Regions from separate parts of the Mus musculus genome. Here regions 1, 2, 4 and 5 are each linked to region 3. A link is a loop called in an ENCODE intact Hi-C map of the cell type or tissue named here. Cell type or tissue: left cerebral cortex. All regions are shown on one strand.

Evidence for each region. Peaks named below come from ENCODE experiments on the same cell type or tissue, not always from the same donor. Only the 100,000 strongest peaks of a DNase experiment are listed, where the experiment ranks them.
Region 1: it touches region 3 in a loop (3.0-fold over the local background); 2 of 42 quality-filtered maps call a loop at or near these places.
Region 2: a loop joins it to region 3, with 6 times the contacts of the local background. A loop is called at or near these places in 10 of 42 quality-filtered maps.
Region 4: it touches region 3 in a loop (12-fold over the local background); 2 of 42 quality-filtered maps call a loop at or near these places.
Region 5: a loop joins it to region 3, with 4 times the contacts of the local background. A loop is called at or near these places in 10 of 42 quality-filtered maps.

Annotation. Positions count from the first base shown.
Region 1 is chr7:112,237,243-112,242,242 of GRCm38, reverse strand. All of the region lies in intron 2 of Mical2 (microtubule associated monooxygenase, calponin and LIM domain containing 2), which reads right to left. Among named protein-coding and RNA genes, the nearest start is that of Mical2, 14 kb to the right of the region's middle. In left cerebral cortex, a CTCF peak has its summit at 4,896 (motif pointing right); DNase peaks (open chromatin) are centred at 450, 2,683, 3,296 and 4,114; H3K4me3 peaks cover 273 bases; H3K27ac peaks cover 4,882 bases.
Region 2 is chr7:112,178,308-112,183,307 of GRCm38, reverse strand. No RefSeq gene overlaps it. Among named protein-coding and RNA genes, the nearest start is that of Gm39071, 7.1 kb to the left of the region's middle. In left cerebral cortex, CTCF peaks have their summits at 2,990 (motif pointing right) and 4,221 (motif pointing right); a DNase peak (open chromatin) is centred at 2,950; H3K27ac peaks cover 1,008 bases.
Region 3 is chr7:112,120,193-112,125,192 of GRCm38, reverse strand. It overlaps Dkk3 (dickkopf WNT signaling pathway inhibitor 3), which reads left to right. Exons shown (of 8, transcript NM_015814.3): 5 at 3,511-3,603; 6 at 4,661-4,805. Among named protein-coding and RNA genes, the nearest start is that of Dkk3, 36 kb to the left of the region's middle. In left cerebral cortex, CTCF peaks have their summits at 2,180 and 4,970; DNase peaks (open chromatin) are centred at 1,378, 2,942 and 3,114; H3K27ac peaks cover 4,419 bases.
Region 4 is chr7:112,333,205-112,338,204 of GRCm38, reverse strand. It overlaps Mical2 (microtubule associated monooxygenase, calponin and LIM domain containing 2), which reads right to left. Exons shown (of 26, transcript NM_001193305.1): 18 at 4,251-4,376; 19 at 3,049-3,267; 20 at 2,775-2,876; 21 at 1,231-1,356. Among named protein-coding and RNA genes, the nearest start is that of Micalcl, 39 kb to the left of the region's middle. In left cerebral cortex, no CTCF peak of the experiment used is centred here; DNase peaks (open chromatin) are centred at 1,240, 1,885 and 4,587; H3K27ac peaks cover 3,570 bases.
Region 5 is chr7:112,169,784-112,174,783 of GRCm38, reverse strand. No RefSeq gene overlaps it. Among named protein-coding and RNA genes, the nearest start is that of Dkk3, 13 kb to the right of the region's middle. In left cerebral cortex, no CTCF peak of the experiment used is centred here; DNase peaks (open chromatin) are centred at 1,909 and 4,331; H3K27ac peaks cover 860 bases.

The DNA of each region.
Region 1 (5,000 bases), 120 kb before region 3:
GAGCTCAAACTTCAGCCCTGTGGGAGATATCTCATATGCAAACCATAACAACTAACATGCTAAGATAAAAGCTGCCATATGTCAGCCCTTTCCAGTGAGGCTGGAACTGGGCACGGAGCACTGTTCACAAATCATTCCGTCCAATGCTCCCAACATGTGAGCAGGCACCATATGCTCTCTTCACATGAGGACATAGAGACCAAGAAAACCAAAGCATCTATATAACGTCACATACCTTAGATGGAGGAGAGCATGAGCCCTGGTCAGGCACACTCCACTAGAGTCCCAGCCTCTGCCCGGCTGCCTGGGATATGGCGGATGCTCAAAACATAACGCTGGGAAAGAGTGTTCTACTCCAGAGCTGGCTAAGTTCTGAACCAGGGACTGCTGGCTCCCCCATGGAGGCAGATGGAGAAGGGGTGGAAAGAAATGGAAAGAGCCTTTCTGAAGTAGGCAGTGCTGGAGCCAAGCCTGGGAGGAGGAGGATGGAGAGGGGAAGTGTTGCAGAGCCAAAGCTAAAACAGGGGCACTATAGGTAGCAGCACTGTGAATGCTAATGAGGCAGGCCAGTGTGGAAGCTGGGGAGTAGCAGTGTCTACCCTGCCGGTGGGTGGGAGGGATCTGAGCCTCTCCACTGGGAACAATTCTACTGGGACCTCTGTCACCTAGAGCCCGGAGGCCCTTCATCACCTGCTTCTTTAGTAAATTATGGAGTGCACTCACAGGCACATGCACTTCAAAACCCAGCGGCTTCTCCTCCCGTGGCCAAGATGAAAACTCAACTCCACAGCAGGAGTGTTTGAGCTTCCAGTCTGTGCTGCTCTGCTGACCTGCCAGCTCTGGATTCAAGCCCAAGCTGAGAATCTAAAAGGTTGCTGCGTGCATGCAAGGAGCCTCTAAGCCCCAGCGTTCAAGACTGCCAGGGAGAAGAAAGGGGTGCTGGCTCAAGCAAAACCAGAGGCTTGGAGTCTTCCCAGTAAGGGGTGGAGGGGGCTTTTCTTACTGCAAGCACTTCTTCAGGACCCTTCCATTGAGCTTAGCTTTCCTGCTAAGGGTCCCTGGGCCATGACATCCATTTTAAGGGCTGGCTTAGCCACATTATAGCTAACAGCATAATTACCTGTTTCTCCCCAAGAAGGAATCATCCCCATTGTTTCTGCTTCAGTCCCCAGCATCCTTTGAGCCTCACACTCAGATGGTCCCTCCTCCTCCTCAGTGAAGCCTGGGCCCCTTCCTTCCCCCTCCTCCTCCAACTTCAAGGTTCCCCAAAACTCTCTCTAGGCCCTACTGTCTCTACTCCTACTGGACCCTAAATGTCTGGTTCCAGCCCTGCCCTCAGACCACAAAGGGGAAATAGGGGTGGCCAATGATCAGCCGAGGCCAAGCTTTCAGTGTGTACTTGGTCTGAGAATGACAGGGCCAGAGAGCAAAGGGCGGGAAGCAAAAAGCAAGACTACATTAAGGTGTGCAGGTGCTCTGCCCTCCTCCCCAAGGGCTGAGAGATGATTCATTGCGGTGTGACCAACCTGAGACGATGTCCCAAGGCCTCCTGGGATGAGTAGGGACATCCAGTTCACTTCTTTTCACCTTAAGTCTTTGGACAAATGAAATTTAGATATAGCCCAGACTGGTCTTTAAGTTGCTGTAATCCACCTGCCTCGGCCTCTTGAGTTGAACATTCATGCATGGCTCATGTACTTTATTAAGAGTTGTTATTAGTTTTTTTTTATTTGTTTGTTTTGAGACAGTTTGTAACCCAGGCTAACCTAAAATTCACTGTGTAGCTCACATGGTCTTTGGACACACAACAACACTACCTCAGCCTCCCAGGTGCTGGTATTACAGGTGTGCACACAACATCTAACTTCTTGGCACCTTTCTGCTCATGAACACTCATAGGTCCAAACTGCCTCGAGCCAGACCCCAGTATGTGAAGGGGCATCTGCTAGTCTCCTCATCCTTTCATACTGACCTTTCATTGTTTCTCTTTCCTTGGATACAAGCTCCTGGGCTGAGAGATGGGGTCCTGTTATGTCCTGCTACTTTTTTTCCCCCTTGTTGTAAACCCAGAATTGGCTGGCTTGTTTTAGAAGAATAGAGCCATCTTGTAAATACCCATAGAATGACTGAACAGACCTTAGAATGTCCTGAGAAGGCTGGGCATGGAGCTCAGTTGGTAGAAGAAATGCCCGTCTACCTCGCTTGGAGCCCGGGGTTTGCCCTGAGCAAATGTATAAAGTCAGGTATGTGACTGTAATCCTAGCACTCAGAAGGCAGAGGCAGGGAAGATCAGGAGCTTAAGGTTATCCTTGGCTATATAGCAAAGTTCAAGGCCAGCTTAAACACATGCAACTTGTCTAAAACCAAGCAAAACGAAAACATCAAATCTTGGAGGTTCAATGGTAAAGTGTGCCTAGCGAGCCTCTGCCCTCCTGCTTCCCAATGCCTAAGTTGGAATAGATGGAAACTAAACTATGTCTGGCTTGTCTGTCCTAGGAGGTCTCTGGGTATCCTGCCCTGTCTTAAATAGAAGACCCTTCCCATATGTCCAAAGTCACTCACCCACTCAGAGGCTCTGCTTATTCCCACCAGCTCTCCCTGTCCTCCAGCATGCACAGAGGGAGGGAGAGATGCTCTCTGCTTCCTCCCACTTGCCATCTGCACTCCGCCTACCCCTCAAGATCCACATCAAACACTACTGCCGCCTTCTCCTCTCCTAGGAAACTTTCCAGGTCTTCCCAGCCCATAGAAAACATTCCTCGTACCAAGGTCTTCCCCCCTGTCATCTGGATAGTCATGAACTTCCTGGTGACTGAGCTGAGGTTTCTTAAATCCCCTGCTGCCACCGCTCTTGTTTATACACACGTGTTTCTTGTTTTTCTGGCACCATAGACCTTCTGGGAAGAGCTGCCAAGCCTGGTGGATGCCAATGTCCTCATAGCACAAGGAACAGGCACACAGTAGGTACTCCATAAATGTTTCACAATTCACTTCCCAATGTAAACAAGCCACCTTCTCATCGGCCTCTCCCTGGCCCGGCCTGGCCTGGCCTGGCCTCTCCCACACCCTGCATCTCTCCTCCCAGCCTAGCTGAAGCTTGCTTCTCTGCATAGGCAGCTGTGGACCTGTGTCTTCAAAGGTTCCTGGATAGGGCCCACCAGACAGTTTGCAAAGCACCACGGGTCTGGAAAAGTTAAGTGTCTGGTTCTTTCTGGCAAACCAAGGGTTCTGAGTGCTGACTCCTTCCGACAGGGAGCCTAACAGAGGAACCACAAGGAAGGAGGTGGAGGTGACATCAGAAACCAAAACTGAAGTCTCAGCTTGCTGAACACCAGCTCTCAGCCAACCCACATCACAAGGACCGGCAGAGCCTCCAGTGACTTTTTCTGTTTCAGACAGGACCTCACACTATAGCCCAGGCTGGGCTGGAACTCACTCTGTAGCACAAGCTAGACTTGATCTCCCAGGGATCCTCCTACCACAGCCTCCCCCTACCCTGCTCCCACCCCTCCCAGAGCTGAAATTACAAGTGTGAGCCACCAAAACCTGCTTTCCCGTTGTTACTTCTGCTCTTCCAGGGAGAGTCAGGTGGATGGAGGATGCGATGTCTTGAAGATGCTGTGTGGGGCCTGGGCTAGACTCTAGAGGACAGAATGATCTTCCTGTCTGCCTCCTCGAGGTCAGAAGGCTGGAGCAGCTGCTGTGCACCTGAGCAGCTGAGGCCCAGGTGAGCAGGAGTCAACAGAGGCCTGACTCAGATTTATAAGTCACACTCTTTCCACATAGCCTTATCAACACTAATTAGCCAATCATACTCTTGGATTACCTGACACTTTGGGAGGGGGAGGGGGAGGAAATACACTCACCAAATTCTCAAGTTCAAACTCTGGAAGCCCCTCAAAGGCATTTTCTGGTCCTTGACTCATGTACCAATCAAAGTGGTAAGCAGTTTCGAGCTGCCTCCAGACAATGTTCTCCATGCATTTGCAAGCTGAAATTACCATTCCCTTAGGTAACTGACAGCTGACTCCACACACTGCTATGGCCACTTTAGCCTTATACAAGATGAACTTGCATTAGGGAGGCAGCTTCCATGGTAACAGGACTGGCCCAATTCCCTAGTTCCCACAGCAACGGCAGAGCCAGCTAGTGACCAGGACACAGGATGTGTGGAGGAAAAGCAACCATTTCCTGTGAAACTTGTGGACCAGCGAAGGGGAAGTTGGTGTGTGAGCTTTGAGGAAAACAGACCTTGCTAACAGCTCGGGAGAAAAGGCTCCAGGACCTAGACTGAGGAAGCAAGTGACTCATGAGTCTCAGAGATGGGATTCCAACCTCCAGACCAAGAAGTGGGTGAGCAGCTAAGAAGGCAGACACATGAACCTACCCTGAGGTGACATGGGGCACTCAGACCACACAGGGCTTGGTTTAGTTTTATGTGTTTTTCTTATTGTTGGTTATTGTTTTCAGTTTTTCAGTGTTGTGGCCGTGTGCATGCTAGGGAAACACTTTAACATTGATCTTTATCTCCAGTCCCATTTTGCTTTTAAAGGATGTCTAAACTCTTTTTAATGAGTTCAAGTCCTCCAGGCCAGAAAACCTCTAGCCTAGAGTGCTGCACACACATCCTCAGAGGAGATGCCTAGTAGCCTAGTGGCCTTTGTATCTGACAGGCAGCCCAGACCTAAAAGTTGTCCTGGAGCCCTGTGGGAAACTGGGGACATGCGATGTCAAAGCAGGGGGGAGAGCTGCAAGAGTCAGATCTCCTCTGGCTGCCAGTAGGTACCTTGTCATAGGCAGGAAGAGGACGGAGCCAACGGGGCATTTGGAACCCATGTTCTCAAAGCAAGCCGGCTAATGTGTGAGGTCCCCTAACGGATGCTCTATAGTACTACACCAGAGGGCTCTCTGGTAACCCTGCATGGTGGTGACCTGGAGGATGCTATGGCCATGGTGTGCAAACCTGAAATGATCCCCCGAGCAAGGCTGCCGGCATTTAA
Region 2 (5,000 bases), 58 kb before region 3:
GGCTTTAGGGATCCTGATCACTCCTGTTACATAAACTTCCAGGCTATGTTTACATGGAGAAACAAGATATGTTTGTGGGTCTGCTGGGATTGCTGGAGCAGGCAGAGGGTGTGCTTCTCATATGGTCCTAAGAATTAGCAGTGTGACCACTGTGGCGTGTGCTGAAGTGTCCTCCTTGAGAACAAACCCTGGGTGAGAGCATGGAGGGGTGAGGCACTAAGAGTGCCCAAACAGTGGAGACCTTGTGGAGACCACATGGAGAGGTGTCAGTCAGCCCCCACCTGTTCGACCTACCCCAGAGATAAATTATTAATAAAGAATTTGCCATTGTTATTTATTAATGAATAAATAAGAGTATGGCTGCTTTTATCCAGACCATCTAGTAGATGCCTAAGGCTACAGTGGATACAGGAAGGGGGAGACCCAAGAGAAGAGATGATGGTGGTGATGATGATAATGGTGGTGGTAGTGGTGATTATGTGTATGCTGTGGATATAGTGTGTGTGTGTGTGTGTGTGTGTGTGTACTTGCCATGGAATGTATGTACAAGTTAGAGGGCAACTTTAGGGAGTTGTTTCTCTCCTTCTACTGTGTGTTTCGGGGATTGTCCTGCTTGTGAGGCGTGCTATTTTACCCTTTGAGCCTTCTCATTTGCCTCAGATGAGAATCTTGCTTCATGACCTGGCAACATTCTTTCCCTCAGTGGGACTCAGTTTCCCCACTGGAGAAGTGTAGAATTGTCGGCTCTATCAACTCTGACTTAATTATTCTGAGCCCTAAAAACCTGAAGATGGCTAGAGAGAGATGGCTCATGGGTAGAAGCATTTCCTGCTAAGCCTGACATGTAGCTTCAAACCCAGCACCCACGAGATAAGGAGAGAACCAACTCCCACATACAAGCTGTGACCTGTACCCCCAACTCAAACTAAGTACATAAATGTAATCATAAAAAAGAACTGGAAATCTGGGTGGTGGTGGCGCATGTTTTTAATCCCAGCCCTTGGGAGGCAGAGGTAGGTGGATCTCTGAGTTCAAGGCCAGCCTGGTCTACAGAGTGAGTTTCAGGGTAGTCAAGACAAAAAAAAAAAAAAAAAAAAAAAAAAAAAAAAAAGAAAGAAAGAAAGAAAGAAAGAAAGCAAGCAAGCAAGCAAAACAAACAAACAAACAAACAAACACCCAGTAGAACATGTGATGTGGATTGTGGTTTGGGGACTGTCTGTGACCAGGCTGTGTGGATGAGGGAACACATCCACTCGCTAGGTGGGCACCTTCACCTGTGGCTCTGAGGTTCTCAGAAGAGACTGGTGAGCGAAGGGCCCCAGTGGAAGGTTTACTGTGGGACTGGGTCACAGAGGCTTATGGGATGGGGTCACTGGGTCAGCCTGAAACATTTTTCTACAGCATCCAGAGAAGTTTCTGCTATTGATCTTTGTCAATCCTTTAAAACTCCAGAGAGCATCTCAGTCATTAATGCTGGCTTGATAGCGGGAGGGTCCGACTGGGGCTCCAGAACCCCTGGTTTGTTTGTTTGTTTGTTTGTTTGTTTGTTTAAAATAACAATCATTTTTAAGAGCCATGTGTGGTGGTGTGTGCTTGGAATCACAGCACTGCTGCGGAGACAGGCAGATCTCAGGCTCACTGGCCAGCCAGACTAGGCTACTCAGTGAGTTCTAGGTCAGTGAGCAATCTGTCTCAAAAATCAAGGCGAGCAATGCCTGAGGAGAGACATCTGAAGCTGCGCTCTGACCTCCACACCTGTGTGTGCATACATGAGAGTGTGTGTGTGTGTGTGTGTGTGTGTGTGTGTGTGTACTGATGGGGGGAGATTGGAGGGGAGACAGACATGATCCAGTAGAACAGGGATGGATAATCCATCTTCCTCAGGCCAAACACTCGTCACTTCATTTTCTAAATCTCACACAGCCACCATGGCCCAGTGTGAATGCCTCCATGTGACTTTGCCAGGTCATGTTGGTCTCTTCTACCAACTACCAAAGAATCCTATGTCCTTTCTTGTGCTAACTGCTGCTGGTGTGTGTGTGTGTGCATCTGTGTGTTTCCAATCTAGTAAAATACATACAGAATCCCAAAGCCTTAGAACCAGGGTGGGAAGTGGAGCTAAAGATAACATTACTCTTTTGTTTATCTTTGTTTGTCAGATGGTCTCTCTGTTTTAGTCCAGGATACTCTAGTTCACAATCCTGTTGTCTCAGTCTCTCAAGCACTGGAATTACAGCTGTGTACCACAATGCCTAGCTCTGAATTCTATTTTCTTAACATGTTAAAATGCCAAGACATCAGATCTGTTGGATGAAACAAAATATAGTATCCAAATTAATTTTTATTTGCTTCGTATACTTATTTTGATGTAGCTGTTAGAGGAAAAAAGCACAGATGACTTTCGTGTTCCCTGCCTGTGGTGGCAGTCATCTTTGTCTCAGACAGAGATGTGTTGTGCTTGAGAGTCCCACTGAGAAGGTGAGGAAGGGAAGAGCTCCGGGTGCCTCTGGGACTTCCGATGTTCTAGGAAACTGCCATCTTATTTTACCTTCCTGGTACCCTGTGTTGGGGTGATGGGGGGCAGCAACGGGAGAGACCAATAGACACACCAAGACAGAGCTAAGGGAAGGAGTGGCCAACCCATCTGCCTTCTGCCTTCCCAATGCAGACCGCCTGGTTCCCCAGCTTCCCAGCTTGGGCGTGGTCTTCCAGGCTCTCTGCCAGTCCCTCCAGATCCAAATGGTCTCATGAGTGCCAGCCACACGCCCTTCTCCCCCGCCCCCCCCCCCCGCCTCTTCTTCAACAACTATGTAGCTGTGCCAGAGTAGTCTTTAATGAAGTCTTTTGAGTCAGGCAGCTGGGCCTGTCGGAGCTAGGTTCTAGTGCAGATGTCTCCCAGTCTCCGAATCAAAGTCCTAAGTCCAAAATGTCCGCCCCAGTCTGGTGGCAGCTGGCACTGCAGCTATAGCTGCTCTGGAAAGTAATGATGAGACCACAAGGTGGCGCTGTTCCCACGGCCCTCCACCCTTAACCATCCCCACCCTCTTCCTGAAACCTCAGGCCATATTTGCATCCAACGTAAACATTTCAGCTTTGGGAAAAGGCTCTGGATGGGTTGTTGGGTTTGTTTGTTTGTTTTTCCCTCTCAGCCTTCAGCTGCCAAAGGTTGCTCAGATTTCGGAATTCTGCTGCAACAAATGCTCCTCTGGGTGCACACTTAAATGTTGAGCAGGTTTTAGACCCAAGGCCAAGTCCTGCTCCAAATGAATTCTGTACCCAGAGGTATGCCTAATACTTTGGAGAAGAGCACCCGCATCGCACAAACACCCTGTGGGTGTTCACGGGTGTAAGCACGAGGGCAGGGGAAGGACGATGATGACCTCCACAGATCAATCAATGTGGTTCCTTACTAAGGGATGCTGGCTGGTTGGTTGGTTTGAGATGAGATTTTATCACATAGACCAGGCTGGCCTCGAACTCACAATCTTCTAGGCCTCGAAAATGCGTAGATCACAGGCATGGAACCCCCCCCCCCCGCCAAACACACACACACACACACATCTCACTTATCTTTAGGATTTTATTTTTAAATATCTAAAGCTTACAAAGAAGTAAAATATGTAGCAGCAGGGTGAGTTTTAAAACATAACCACTGCTTTTGGCTACAGCCATGGGCTAAAGGGATCCCTGCTGCAGCCACTCTGGAACGTGGCTTGAGAAGCTCAGGCCAGGCCTGAGTTAAGGGGAGACTCAAGGGGGTTGTATGCTACTCTGTGATGGCTTCATTTTAAAGTCCAAGTCTGCAAACGCAGCTATTACAACTCAGAGGGTTTTGGTTTTTGTTTCTTCTGTTTTTTTATTTTCTCTGTGTCCAGAGTGTCCTCAGACTATTCTGCTCGTGGAGAGTGGCATCTGAAGCTCCTGACCTGTTCCGTCCACCTTACCCCTTTCAGCATCTTTATACTCAAGACCCTCAGGACTCCTGAGAACAGGAGAGGACAGAGACAGCCAAAGCACAGAGACAGAAGTAGACTCACTTTAGAGCACACACTATGTCTATAAAGATAAAACTTAAGCCAAGTACAGCAGCTGGCACCTGTGTAGTTCCAGCACACGGGAGGCTGAGGTCAGAGGACTGGGAGTTCAATACCTGGGCTATCTTGTATGACTCTCTTTTTTCCTTTAAAAAGATTTATTTTGTATATGAGCGCTCTTTCTACATGTACACCTGCATGCCAGAAGAGGGCATCAGATCCCATTATAGATTGTTGTGAGCCACCCTGCAGTTGCTGGGAATTGAAATTAGAACCTCTGGAAGAACAGTCAGTGCTCTTAACTGCTGAGCCATCTCTCCAGCCCCATGACTCTGTTTCAAACGAGAAAATACTATGCACTGAGCTGGGGCAATGGTTCAGTTGGCGAGGTGCTTGCCCTGCAAGTGTCAGGACTGAGTTTAGATCCCTAGAACCCATATAAAAAGTGAGCTCTGTGGTCTGTAACCCTGACACTGGGGAGAGGAAACAGAGACAGATGGGTCCTTAAAGCATATTCATCAATTAGACTAGCCTAGCTAGTGAGGTCCAGGTTTAACACAAAACCCTGTCTTAAAACAAGACAAACATCAACCCCTGACTTCCCTGGGCATGCACATGGATACCCCTTCCACACACACAATGCAGTGACACAGACAACTACACACATTACATCACAGCACACACACACACACACACACACACACACACACACACACACACACACACTAAATAATAGCATTTGGTACTCCCATAACAATTCTATGCAATAATCTAGAGTTGTGTTTAAGGTAGAATTCATGGAAAACATTAGACACTATGAAGAAGGGGCTGGGGACACAGCACAGTGGTGGCACACACCTATGATCCCAGCACTCAGGACCTGAAGACAAGATTATTAGAAGTTCAAGGTTGTCCACAGTTATATAGTGAATTTGAAGGCAGTCTGGGCTACTACGGAAAACCCAG
Region 3 (5,000 bases):
TTTCTTGTTCTAATGTGGTAATGGTTTCATGAAGGTCACTTTTTTTTTCTAGTAGCAGGAAAATGAAACTAATCATAAACCAAGGCAATGTATCTAGGAATACACTGGAAGGTACAACAGATAGGGGAGTTGCTTCAAATTGGGGAAATATCTGCTATAGGCCTTGGCTGATATCTGATGACAATGTGGGTTAATAGAGGCTAAGGGTCAATTTGTACATTACAAGAAAATTTAGCTAACAGTCAACAGAAATGGGTCAAATATAGAAGTGGGAACCAACAGATAGCTATGGGGTGAAAAATAGCCCAGAACAATCTGGCTCTGTACCTGTAACATTCGACTCCCCACAATTATTTAAGACCTGCAACATTCTGACTCCCCACAATCACTTATAGTCTGGTCAGAGAATTTTATCCTGTACAACTTTCTTCACGGGTATGTGGCTTTTGTTTCTTTGTTTGTTTTATTGTTTTGTTTTTTGTTTTTTTTCTGAGACCTTCTGCTCACAGGAACCTTAACTATGTTGAGGGGATTAGAGGAAGCCCGTGCTGATCTGTGGGCACTCACCTTGCTGTGGTAGAGCCCTGTGCAATGATGAGACAGGCGGCTCTGCAGACCTCTGTGGGGCAGGGGTTTAGGTTAGCATCTCATGTCTTTGCTGGGCAGCTTGATTGAGCCAGGGCTCCTGACTCCGACCTTGGTCTTCAGTTCTGGCTCCGTTTTGAGCAGCAGTCTGCCTTCAGTTCTAGAATCTAAGATAGGAAGCCAGTGAGGCCCTCAGCCCTCAGAAATCAAAGCACCTAGGCTTCATGGCCGTAGACAGGAAGCAGCAGAGCCTTCCAGCATCCTGACCTCTGACCTCAGGTCTCAGCCACTCTGGTGGCCTGGGCACAGTTGGGTTCCTTGGATACTGTAGGGTGAGCTTGGATGTAGATACAGTCCCTGAGCACAGGAAAGAGATGATGGAACTCAGAGAGTTCCTTCCTAGCCTTCCTGCACTTCCTAGCCGTGTCAGCCCTTGCTTCTCAGCCATGTCAGCCCTTGCTCTACTCAGGTTAGAGACTCCAGCCTCCCCCTCATGCGGGACCTGCCCTTGCTGTAGAGGGAATCTCTGGATTGGACTGTCTTCTTTTTCTTTGTTCCCTCCCATGGTTGAAGACAGATTTCTTAAAGGCAGAGCGAGCCACCCCCACCCCTACCCCATAGTCATTTCTGTCCCTGTGCCTGCTGCTTCTTCCTCCTTCACAAATGTCACCTCTCCCACTCTGTTCCCTTTCTGTTAGGTTTTGGAAGAAATATCAGAAGTGTCCTGTCGCACTTCCCAAGCCACCTGTGTACAGGAGGGTGTGTTGGGGAGCCAGGGAAGACAGCCTTAGCACCCCAGGATCCAGGACCACAGCACAGCCAGCCTGTTTTAAATAGCATCTGTACCAAACATACACTTCTCCCTTTGTCATTACAGACAACATAGCCATGATGAGCGTGGTGTTCGTGATGCACGGGGTACTAAATCCAAAGATGATTATGTAGTAGGATATGTGTGGGTTAGGTGCAAATTCTGTGTCCTTTTATATAGGCGACTTGGGCATGTGTGGAGTCTATATACTTGTGCAGATGTGTGGGGGTGGGCACATTGGAGATGGGCATGCTGGATGAAATCCCCTTCACCCCTGGGGGATACAGGGTCAACTCGCATCCTCAGGACCTTTCTTGTCACTATGGGATCTTGGATCCGGCAGATACAGGTTCAGCCCCTTGATGTGAGATCCTCTGCTTTCTTCCTGGTGTACAGCAGATTGTAGCTCACCTAACACTTCTGGACCGCTGAGCTGGGAAAGTTAGGGGAACAGAAGGACAAAGGGATCTGCCTGCTAGACTGGGTGAAACCTGGGCTGCACTGTTGCTCCCTACAGAGGCCAACCCCCTGGGGGTGAGGGGAAGGAACCTGCATCTTCTGAGCTAGATGGACGGGACTCTGGGGTCATGTGTGGGAGAGTGACATTAGATTGCTTTAGGGGTGTCTGTGTCAAACAGGCATTCTGACTCAGGATGACTCTATCACCCTTAGAAAGGGATGGGGGGAGGGGGTGGTGTTTTAGGTGACTCCATCTTTCTTCTTGGCTAAAGAGCCTTGCTTGGTGAGCAGAGCACAGCCCAAGCTCCCCTTGGTGGGCCCTCAGCTTAGGGCTGCAGCTACTCTGAGCCAAATACCCATCTCCTCAGACCTACAAGATTGACCAAGGGACACTCAGTGTGACCTGGGTCAAGGACACCAGCTACTTCTCAGTAACAACACTTGATAATAGTAAGCAACCCAGGGCTTGTTTGCTGGGACCCAGCCTGTGCAAGCTCTGGGTCTGGTCCCTGTCCCCCGCACTGCCCCCCACCCCCATACACACTGGTTTAGTTGCCTCAACTCAAACAGAGTGGAGCTGAGGACCAGCCCCAGGTACCGAGGTTCATGCCTGACACACCATGCTTTAGCATGCATGGCTCCACACTGGCTCTCAGGATGGAAGATGCTCATAGGTGGGGATGAGGCACATCCTGTTCTTCACAGAGACCCTTCTAGAATGTTTGCCTGGGTTCCAGGACACCAAGCCTCCAAGAGCCCTCCTCATCTCTGATTATAGTATTTGGGAGCCCTGAGCCCCTCCACTCAAGGGCTGTGGTAGGAAAGAATCCGTCTACTCTGCTTTAGCCATACCTCTTGGGGGGTGACGTGACTTTTCTGTGCCGCCATTTTCCAGTTGGCAACGTAGAAGTGACCCCCAAGCTGCCTCTTGCTGAGAAGTTTCTGTCCCGGAGAAGAGGTGATGAATGGCGTCCTTGCCTGTGCTTCGTCTCCTACTCCCTTTTCCTGGGGCTGAGCCTGACCATGGGTCTGACTCACAGATGGACAAATGTTCTTAGCTGAGTGGAACTGGCAGCCATGAGGAGTCCCGGGACTGGGAGAGTGGGATTCCAAACTTCCAGCTTTCACTTTAAAGCTCACCTTGCCTCTTGGCGGCTCCTTAGAACCCAGGAGCCCGTGGAGGGCCCTCTGTGGCTTCCAGGGACAGTGCCAAGGGTCTCTGGTATCTTCCTAGGCAGCAGAGACTGCTGGGCCTGGCCTCCAGCCCTTCCTGGGCAGTCACACAGGGCCTGGAACTCATTAGCACCTTTTCTTAAAACCATCTGTTCTATGTAGGAACAACTTTGAGTCCCCATCCTCCCTGCCCTGGGTGTGGGGGGACACTGAACACAGATGGCCATTGTGTGGTGGATGTGGAAGGCTCACAGATCCTGGGGGGTACTGAGAAGTAGACCCCCCCTCCACGTGGACGGCATGGAAGGATAGATAAAAGTGCTGGCCAGGCTGGCTTCTGGGGTGGCTAGGGCTGGTGGACACTTCAGGGCCGGCGCTTCACTTAAGACCCAGATTAACCCGGATTCTGCCCTTCCAGGGCAATGCAGATCTACCCCTCTTTGTTTTACTGACAAAGTTGTCCCTGTCTCTCCGCCCTCCAGGAATGTATCATTGATGAAGACTGTGGGCCCACCAGGTACTGCCAGTTCTCCAGCTTCAAGTACACCTGCCAGCCATGCCGGGACCAGCAGATGGTAAAGATGCCAGCAGACTCCATTGTTGTACCAGGGAGAGAAGATTAGAAGTCCCAGGGGTTCTCAGCTAGGCTGCTTGCAAGAAGAGCCTCTCAGTGATGGGGAGAAGTCCCAGAGGGACTGATTCCTGGAGTAATCAAGATGCCATTCCAGCAGGCCTGCAGCCACTTCACTCCAGGATCTCTGATCACAATTGTGTGGCTCATGGGTAGCAATGGGAAAGAGGAGAAAACAGGAGGCCCCGCACTGGTCCCTTCCCCTGGGACAGCAGCACACACAGCAGTGCACACATACTGTCCCCAGGCAAGGGAAAGGGCCACCTCTATCCTCCTGGGCTCCTCCCGGGCTCCCTTCCAGTCTCATTAATAAATGTGCAGAAGGAGGAGGCAGGAAGAGGCTGGAGCATTCCCCCACTGCGGCACTCAAGCAACGGAAACTCATCGGGCCATTTGGACAAAGCCCATGAACTCTTGACATTTTCTTTGACAGTAAAAAAAGCACAATAAGTTCAAGAAATAAAGGGTCCTGTGATCTTGCTCTGTCCCTCTTGGAGAGATAGCTGCTGTAGTCCCTCCCCCATCCCCCGCCAGGCCACTCCCACATCACAGGGCACAGTCCTGGAGACCCCTAGTTGCTCTCTGGGCTCCTGCTTCCAGCTTGCTGTCCCTAGCCTGGGTCTTCCTGGCTCTGCCTTGACTGGGCAGCCTGTTAGACTCCTGCTGCCTCTGCCTGTGGCCTGAGGCACCTTCCCTTCTGACAGGGGTTAGTTAAAAGGGTGAAAGGTACAGTTGTGGGATGGAGGCGCCAAAGACACACAGGCACTGTTAGACATCCACCTTCTCAGGTGCCATTTTCCCAGAGCTTGACCCATCCTGTACCAACAGCCACACTTCCATGCTGGCTCCTGGTTTCTACCTTGGGTCTGCCTCTTCTCCTTGAGATAGGGGGGAAGGGGGAAGTTACCTTTGATTGATCTGAGCAGGCTGGAACACCCTGCTAGGCCGTCCAGGCTTCTAGGCTAAATCTTGGGGCTTGTGTTTGTCTCATTTCGCTGCAGCTATGCACCCGAGACAGTGAGTGCTGTGGAGACCAGCTGTGTGCCTGGGGTCACTGCACCCAAAAGGCCACCAAAGGTGGCAATGGGACCATCTGTGACAACCAGAGGGATTGCCAGCCTGGCCTGTGTTGTGCCTTCCAAAGAGGTATGTGGGTTCTCCAGTAGCTGTTGGGGAAACCTGCTCCCAATCTCACAGTCACAGTTTGTTTGCTGGGCCTTAGAGTGCTTTCCACCCTCCTACCCCCCAAAGCAGGGTCTTCAATGACCTCACCAGCCCCACAGCCTCCTACTGGGGTAGGGTGGTAAGACGAGCACTGGGTTTGGTTTTTCCTAGTGTTGA
Region 4 (5,000 bases), 210 kb before region 3:
AACCTGGAGGGGGCCACGTAATAAGATTTCATCTTTCTTTGGAGATTCTTTTTACGAATATCTCCCTACAGATGCTCAGGGTGCCAATGGGAACATAACAAAATGAGGGACAACTTGGAGGGTTTTTTTTTTTTTTTTTTTTGCTAAGAGAACAGCACGAAGCTGGAGGTACACCAGCTCAGGAACACAGAAGCAAACTGGGAGTCAGGGACCTTCAGACAGGGAGCGTTCAGCCCTGTATGCTGACCTCTGCAGGAGACAGGCCAACAGCAGACTGTGAGCTCAGCGGAACAGTTTGGCTCATCCTGGAGGTTAAACATGTGCCCTCGATCCAAGCTAACTCTTGTTCATAGAACAGTTGACTCTCCACTGAGTCAGGGCTGGCTCCCTACCTCGCTCCCTCTGAGCTAGCTAGCTTCTGTACTGCTACCCAAATCATCCTTCAAGAATATAGGGTGGATCTTTCAGGAGCTCGCTGTAGCCTAGTCAGAGGATGAAACTCAAGAACATGCTGTCAGGGCCGTGTGAGACCCTCTGCACGTCCTCACACACTGCGGTGACCACACCACAGTGTCACACCCCAAAGCTGGTGATATCAGACATTCTGCCCTCTCATTTCTGCCCTGTCAGCCATGTCTGCTCACCTTTACATACACTGACCACTTCCTAACACACCCTAGCCCCACACCTCTGTCTAGAAAACTGTTCCCGTGGAACCTTCCACACAGGTCTCCTATCATTGCCTCCCAACTCTTCCCGGGCTTCCTTCTGTTTCTATAACCTACATCTAACACAGTTCATGAATAGTACCGTATTAAGCTCACTGGGTCAAATTGTCATTTGCTTAGGTCAGGCACGCCACATATCAGCAGCTCCACATATTAAACGTGTGATTATTATTATGATGGGGGTGGTGTCTCTGTTCAGATGATAGCAATGGGTCCAAAGCTTCTCTTTAATTTCTCAGTGCCTGGGCAGGGCCAGGCATCTGGGTCCATGATGAATGTTTTATGTGTGAGAGAGACGCTCACAGTGCAGGCTGGAGCTGTTCTGCTACATGTATGCGCTAACACAAAACCCAAATGGGATCTAGGGCTTTTGTACAATATCTAACAAACTCCCATCCCAGCCAAGCCTGGCTCCAGATGTTTGGCTGTGCCGGCCAGATGGAGCCCGAGAACAACTCAGAACATGCAGGGGTGGGGGGAGGCGATGATTCAGTGCCACTACCTTTCTGGCAGGAGAAACAGAGTCGGCAGCGGGTGGAGAGGAAGCAGCAGCTGGATGAGGAGACGGAAGGCAAGAGGGAGGAGATGGAGGATGAGCGTGAGGCACGCGTTTAGATAGGAGCTTATCCTGAACGGAACGGAGACAGAATAAAGATAGGATTATAGCTGCGGCAGGCGTAGCAGTCGCACTTTAGACATACCCATGGAGGAGCAGACACTGAGGCCCGTGTCTCAGGATGACACAGAAGTGTGTCTTTGGAGCCAAGTGGGATTATGTAGCTCCTGGCTGGACTATACTGTGCTTTAGTTTCAGCTCCCTGAAGAACCCCCGAGGAGACCCATTCTGCTCCTGCCTAGAGCTGCCCCAGACTGCAATGCTTATGAGAAGCCCTCATAGAGTTTGGTATGAGGGAGCAGCTGCAGGCTTAGGAGGGGAGAAGCCCGCGCCAGCCGGGGCAGACTGCCATAGCTGGGGCTTCTGCAGCTGTAGGCACATATTCGCTGGCCTCCAGGAGGCTGCTAGAGCCCTGGCAATGAACTCAGTGCAGAGCATCCCTCTGTGCATGACTCCAGCGACAGCTGGAGACACAAGAGGAGGCTGGGTGAAGCTAGCAGAGATGTGTCCTAGAGACAGCTTGCTGAAGAAGAAGGAGGATTTCGCAAGTATACTCCCACTCCCACCTCCAGGGCTTCACTACTACTCTTTCAGTTCCTGCTATGCAAACACCTTCTTTTTCTACCAGTCTCTGAGTAAGTAGGTGGTCTGGAGGAAGCTGTACTTCTCAGGCTAAGGCAAGCTTTCTGGCATCAGCTTAGTATTGCTGTTTTGAGAGCTGAGGTTGAGGCATAGCTTTGGCTCACCAATCGGTGCCTCCCTGACTGGGAGGGGTGGGGTGTAAGGGCACAAGAATTTGGCTCGCTTTCACCTTTAAGGCACCCAGAGCCTTGCAATTGACCAGCAGTCCCTGCTTGCAGTGACTCTCAGGAGGCTCACAGTCTACTTAGAAATTAGCTAAGCACGCATGTATCCACAAGCCACATGCATCCCAGGATAACTACAAACATGACCAAGCATATCCATGCATGACAGTGTCACATCCCAAAGTCAAAAGACTAGATACCCTTGACTAAGGTTGTTCCCTTTGATTTAACGTTACTTTGTTTAGACTCAAGGTTTCACTATGTAGCTCTGGCTGACCTGGACCTCACTGTAAAGACCAGGCTGGCCACAAGCTCACAGGGATTCACCTGCCTCTGCCTCCTGAGTGCTGGGATTAAAGGCATGTGTCACCACAGTCAGACCTACTAAGATCTCAATGGGGCATGCTTTTGACTTGAGTTTATTTTTCTGTCTCCATTTTCCTTTGTCATAATGTGTCTACCTTCTAAAACCTGTGCATTTGGGTCTCTAAGGCACAAGCTCAAATTTATCAATGGCTTAAAGAGTGAATTTCTTCTTATACTACAGAAAAGCTTCTAGGGCTGGTCCAGGTCGGCTAGACACTCAGCCCTGGTTCCCGAAGACTCCGAAAGCCCCTGGTTTACCTGTGGTAAATCCCCGTGTCCAAACATGGAGGCCAGGTGAGCTGCCTTCTCTTTAATGTTCTTTGTGTGAAATTCCCTGTTAGCCAAGTTCTGGGCCCTCTTCTGCAGTCAAGGTGAGAAAGGAGAAGGATAGAGACAGTGGCCATGACGGTTGCCACCAAGGGAGAGGGGAAGGAGTGAGCCAGGTTTGTCTCCTCACACACAGAAGGGAGGGACCCGGCTGAGGAGCAGGTGGGATGGGACATGGACACAGGCAGGCAGAGAGGACGGTCACCTGAAGCACCTTTTCTTCTACTTGCTGTAGGCGCCGCAGCACCCCGGACAGGGCCAGTGCCCCTTGGCAGGTGCGAGGCAGGGTAGCGAGATTTTCAACCCCACCCAGTTGCAGGTCTGACTTGGCCCTGGCTCTCCAGGGTCTGCTGGGGCACTCGCCACTAGCCGGTACTTGGTTGAGTTCTCTGAGCACCTGTCCTGTTGCCACCGTGGAGGAGAACTGAGAGAGAGGGGGAAGTCAGCTTCTTTCCCTGTATAGACCCCACCTCCATGAGGAACCACATGAGACAGAGACAGAGGGCATGGCAGCAGGTGCCACCTTGAGAAAGGTCACAGAGTAGCCTGAGTGGAGGAGGAACTTCTACACTTGTGTTGGTATCTCCAGCACCCTGATCAGCAGTACTCAGTCCTGGGCCTAAGAGCCCTTACCCCAGACAAACCTCTATAACTTCAGTTCCCATGAGTATCTGTATTCTGAGACTGTCTAGGATGCTAAGGAAGGCCTGGCCCATCCCTGTAGAGACTGTGATTGATCTAAGTATGCATGAGCATTTCTCACCCTCAGAGGACTGGCAAGCACACAGAGACATCATTGCTGCATTAGTCCTCACTGACTGCTGTCCTCCTCTGCTATGAGAGCAACACACCAGACCCAGTGCTGACCAGGTGACCCTGGGATGCGTGGGTCCTCATCCTGACTCCGACCAGATTCCAAAGCCAGAGATGGGATAAGCCACAGTTTCTTCACGTAGGCTCTGGCTGCTCAGACATCCGGAAAGGCTTTCACCATGCCTCAGCCTCAGCTCTTCAGTGGATGTACCCATGAGGCCTCCCTGATTCAACTCCACTATTACTTTTTCAGTAACTTGGAGACCAGCTTCTTCACTAGCTCTCTATACTAAGCCATGACATGGGATTCCCCATAGTGCCACATGGACTTGCTTACTTTCCCTCCGAAGCAACAGCATCAAGAGTGAGTATGGATGGCTGGGTAACACCTGTGATGGTCTGAGGGACCAGTGGCATATACTTCAGGTGGACCTATGTGGTTGTTCTTATCCTTAAGGGCAGCCATCTTATCCAGGGGGGATTTTTACATTCAGCCATATTTGGGGGCTAGAAGGAGCAGTTGATCCCACCCCTTGGCTCAAAGTCCCCTCCCTCTGGTTTTACCAAAATAGTATCCACTGGAAAGAGCCCTACCTGCCTTTTCAGAGGAGGTGGAAGCCTGGGAGTGGACTCCTCCAGCTTGGGGCAGCAAGAGGTGCCAGGAGGGCGAGAGGCAGAGCACAGGACAGGCTTACCTATGCCTGAGACCCGGCGGCAGTCCTGGGAGGAGAGAGGCAGGTCCACAGAGGCGGCCCCAGGAGACAGGAAAGAAAAGACAAGTAAGACCCAGGCATGCAGAGGGAGCACAGGAGAAACAGGGAGGAGACGCGGTGTGAGGAACAGAGATGCGGCTGGCGAGGTTCCTGCAAGCCTGGCCCAGCTGGGAAACTGGATCCCTGGCTCTGAAAGCACGGGGATGGACAAGTCCTGTAGTCCCCTGCTCTGGGACGATGTGTGAATCCCACAGGCCTTGCTTTTGGCTCAAACTCAGGGCTCTGGGCCATCATTGCCAGCCTACACCCAGCTAGGTTGTCTAGTACAGTCCTCCCAGAAACAGAGAGCTCCTTGCCCACTCCAGGACAGCAATGCCCAGGCCACATGGACAGAGCCCTCCCTAACACTGGGGCTTAGAGGAAGTCAGGACTCCAGAAGGGACCTGGAAACTATGCTTAGACAAAGACAGGACTCAAGAAAATTGTCCTTTTGTAACAAAGCTACTTCCTGGGGCAGGTTAGTTATTCAGGAGAGGTGTGGCTTAGCCCAAGACCAAGGAGCCATTTATGCTTGCCTCTAAAGTTAACCAGTGAAGAGACTGTCCCCCCACAAAATGAGCCAATTTCTGTC
Region 5 (5,000 bases), 50 kb before region 3:
CAGACAGTCAGAAGAGGGCTTTGGGTCTCCTGGAGCTGGCGTTACAGGTGGTTATAATCTGTCCAACGTGGGTCACAGGAACAAACTCGGGTTCTCTGCTACAGTGGTGAGTCTAGCTGAAATAGCAAACTCCAGGTTTAGTGAGAGGCCCTGTCCCAAAAAAAGAGATGAAGAAGGATCGAGACAGGCATCCAAGGTCAACACACAACCTCCAATGTGTGTGTATGCCTGGGCACACATACCTACACTTTCATGCATGTGCCATGTACACAAGTTGGCACACAGCCCTCTATAAGAACAGATGTAAAGAAGTGAGTTTCTAATAAAACCACGATTCCAGAGGGAAGACTGGAGAGCCTAAATGGTTTCTTACTGCTCTTTCTTGAGGAAGACAAAGCAAACAAAACCCAGCCACCGATGTTCCTCTCTTGGAATTAGATTGTCTAATGCTTGTTTCTGCTCCATGATTTTGACCTGGAAGATGATTTAAAGCCCCCAGTGACCACTTTGCCTATTGTAAAGCAGGAGCCAGTGAGAGGTTAACACCCTGTCTCCTCTTATGTTCCATTCTCCCAACAACGCATTGATCACCTTATGGTTTCAGGCTTGTGAACTCTGGAATCTATCTGAGCTACATTTCACTGGACTGTACCTTAACCTTCCAAGGAGACTCTAGCCACACACCAATCTGAGGTCTTTGAGAGTGGGACTTCCGGCTTGAAGGACAGGAAGGAATTCGGAATCCCAGCAAGCTCAAAGGGACAGCGAGGAGCTTGAGAGATAGTTCAGTTGATTAAACACTTGTGATGCATGCATGCATGTGGTTCAGCATGTGTGTGTACACGTGGTCCAGCATAAGAGTGTGCACGTGTGGCAGCATGTGTGTGTGTGCACACGTGTGAAGACACAAGGACTTGAGTTTGTATTCCCAGTACCCACATAAAAAGATGAGCAAGAAGGGCTAGAGAGATACGAGCTCTGGCTTGGTTTCCATTCCCTGTGTCTACATGATGGCTTACAACCATCGTTACTCTAGTTCCACCGGCTCCATTGCCCTCTCTGTTCTCCTCAGGAACCAGGCGCACAAGTGGTAGATATAAATACATACACACAAGTAGGCAAAACATTCATACACATAAAATAAATAGTAAATTACAAAAAAAAAAAAAAGTGAAGCAGGGTAAGTCTTTAGCCCAGTCTGGGGATTGCAAGGGTGTGAGGGTGGTCCTCAGAGTTCACTAGTCAGACAGTCTAACCAATCAGTGTTTATCTCAGTAAGAGATGCTGTCTAATAAATAATAATAATAATAATAATAATAATAATGAGGGTCGGCAAGGAAGATACCTGAAGTTGACCTCTGTCTTATACATACACATTTACCCACAGTGACCCACTTCCTCCAGCAATGCACCACTTCCTATGTGGTCCACAACCTTTCAAAACAGCACCACTAGCTGGGGATAAAGAGCACAAACCATGAGCCTATCAGGGGCAGTAGGGTGGTGGTGAGCCTATGCAGGGGTGGAGAAAAGGTGGTGGTTCTCTTTGAAACCACCTGGACTGCATAGTGAGCCCCTGCCTCAACCAACCAGTCAATCAACTAGACAAACAAGAAACATCCAGGGATTCTGGCTAAGACCATCTACCATATTCATTGTTCAACTTGGAACTTGGTGCTCTGACATCACCTGGTTGGTGAAAGGGTGGAGGATGTCTCACTTTCACTACCTCCACCTAAGTCACCCCTTAGCAGAGCGTCTAAGACTCTTGCTCTGTGACTGCAAAGTCGAGAACAGTGTGGGCAGGAGGGACACATGGCTGAGACAGGCTGGGTTGTTTTGCTTGAGTTCTGACATGAAGTGATGGAGCCCAGAACCAAATTTATTCATTTATTCCATGGTTCTTGGGCAATGCTGTGAGCCAGTTCCTGCTAAATGCCAGCACTCAGGAGACTAACCAGATGGTGTTCAGGATGTCTGAAAGCACCCAGACCGGGAGGTGACACACATGGAGACACACGTGGAGCCTGGGTGCTGAGTGAGCACACCCAGGGCCTCTCAAACCAGAATGAGAGGGAGACCAGGCAGAGGAAAGAAGACACCAAAGAAAAAGAAGTAAGCAAGCGTTTGGGGAGCTTTGGAATGCGGTCACTGAAAGAAGCAAACCTCTGTGTCCTGCCCACTCCTTATTTTTAAGTTGCTTGCTTATAGTGTCTTTTGTTTCGCTCCATTTCAGCTTGGTTTGTTTTGTTTGTTTTGAAACAATGTCTCTCTGTGTATCTGACCCAGGCTGCCCTCCCTTTGGAAAGCATTGGAATCCCACCTCTACCAGGGGAGGCACCCTGCCTTAGAATTTTCATTGCTGTGAAGAGACCAAGAGAACCTGTATAAAGGTCAGCATTTGATTGGGGCTGGCTTACAGTTTCAGAGGTTTAGTCCATTATCATTATAGCAGGAAGCATGGCAGTGCGCAGGCAGACATGGTGCTGGAGGGGCCAAGAGTTCTACAACTTGATCTGCAGGCAGCCAGGAGACCAATTTCACACTGGATGGCGCTTAAGTGTAGGAGACCTCAAAGCCCACCCCCACAAAGACACACCCACTCCAACAAGGCCACACCCCCTCCAACAAGGCCACACCTCTTAGTAGTGCCATTCCCTGTGGGCCAAGCATTCAAATTTGTGAATCTATGGGGGCCAAAACTATTCAAACCACCACACATCCCTTGTCCCATTTCAACTTCCAGAGATTTTGTTTGTCTGTAGTTAAGAAACTGCTGGAAGGCTGGGTGTGGTGGAACACACTTTTGCTCCTAGCACTTGGAAAGCAGGAGTTCCAGACCTGCTCGGGCTACATAGCTAGTTGCAGGCCAGCTACATAGCTAGTTGCAGGCCGGCTACATAGTGAAATTTTGTTTCAAAAATAAAATAAAATAAAATAAAAGAAGTCTAAGCTGCTTCCCTCCTGGTGACAGTGTCTGTCCTCTGTTGACTGCTGGTCCTGCTACATCTTGCATGGCCATCAGACTCCAGCTTCTCTGGCCTTCCAACATGGGCTGAAGACCAACAGTTCCTGAAGAATCCTCCAAGCCAGACTGGGTTTGCTGGAGCCGGCAGCTGGTGGACTGAACAACCAGATTGGGTTCTCGGCACCTCCAACATGCAGCCAGCCATTGTTGGATGACCCAGCCTTTGTAAACCAGTCTTGTGAAGGTCTTTTCATAACACTTTTCATTCTATTGGCCCTGTTCCTCTATGGAGCCCTGGCTAATAAACACACCACCTATGGGAGAGAAGATGGGGATTTGACTTTGAGCATCTGGCTTATTTCACATACTGAGATAATGTTTAGCTCCATCCATTTTCCTGAAAATAGTTGCTTTATTTGTTTCTTATGCCTGAATAACTCTGTATATTTGTATACTACATTCTCTTGGCTTTTAAGTCGGTCTTGGCTTTTAAGTCGGCTACTAGCTACTAAGCTGGCTATAGTGAATGCTGCAATGACTGAGTGGGTGCTCAGCAGTGACGTAGAGGAACCACACAAAATTCCATTACTACTTTTCTTCCCCCCTTCAAGACACAGTCTCATTATGTAGCGCTAGCTGGCCTTGAGCCTTCTGAGTAGATCAAACTGGCCTCAAACTCTCGGAGCTCTCCATGCCTCTGCCTCCTATGTGCTGGGATCAAAGGTCACTGTGCCAAGACCGTTTCTTGAGAACTTCTAGGAGCCTTCTTGAGATGCTCTGGTTGCAGGTTTTTCTCCTGGTCTCTGGGCCTGGATTCAGAGGAAGGACTGCTTGCCACCAGAGTACTTCTAAGGAATCATGGTTGTGTTGTCTGTGGCCAATGCTGGGCCCAGGGCTTTAGTGTATGGCTCAGTATGAATCTGACCCCCTATGAGGTACCAGACCACTAATCTCAGATGACGGGCTTCCTAACCTGAGTTTGCAGCAATATTAGTCTGTACATCCTATGGGCTGTGGAACCTTCTGGTAGCTCCACAGGCTGGGAAACCTTCAACACATTTGTTGTTTTGTGTGTGAGTCTAAGTGATGGAGTTTCTTGGGCATGCATCACTGTGCCTGGTTCAAGAGTAACAGCCTTAAACTGAGAACCCCAGCATCAGCACCCGGGACTGGATGGGGGCATGTTCTGCATGCAAACGTTGTTTATTAGGTGAACTTCTGACCCGGCTCTCCTGGCAGCTCTATGCTGGGAGGGAGATAAAAGGCTTGCCTGCGTAAACAAAAAGGGCAGTCCGCTGGACTCTCCGAAGCTCTTTGTGGTCCTAGCACATTTACTGTGGACACTCCCTTGCCGGCCTTCCCAGAGCTTGGCTGGGCCCACACAAAGGGGCTCTGTTCCTGCCCATGTCCGTGTGTGATAAAAGGCTTAAAGCTCTGCCAGCCAGGCCTGGTAATGATGTTGCTGATGGCTGTCTAACCATAGTCAGTGCTCCCCAGGGCTTCCTATGAGCCAGGCACTTTGCTGGGTGCTTTGAGGAGCTATTTCTTACAACAGACCCGGGAGGGAGATTGAGTTCCTGCCCTCCTTTTGTAGAGGAGGCCAACAGAGCTCAGAGAAGTGGAGAAAACTGCCAGCTCACCTGGGAGATGAGGAAGTAGTATTGCTTTGGACCACGCTTTTATAATTGAGTTGCAGTGTTGGGGAATAGGGAAGTGGCTCAGTGGGTGAAGGGCTTGATCCCTGGCACCCATGTAAAAAACAAACAAACAAAACAAAAACAAAACAAAAACAAAAACAAAACCACAACCAAGTCTGGTAGTGCACACTTGTAATCCAAGCACTGGGGAGGAGGAGGTGGTGGGTCCCTGAGGCTCCATAGTCAGCCAGTTCAGTCTAATCATTAAGTTCCAGGCCAATGAGAGACTTTATCTCAAACATCAAGGTGGATTGCTCCAGAGAAGTGAACTGAAGTTGGTCCTTTAACCTCCAGATCCACGTGCCCGAATACACCTCACAAGCATGCTCAGCCCA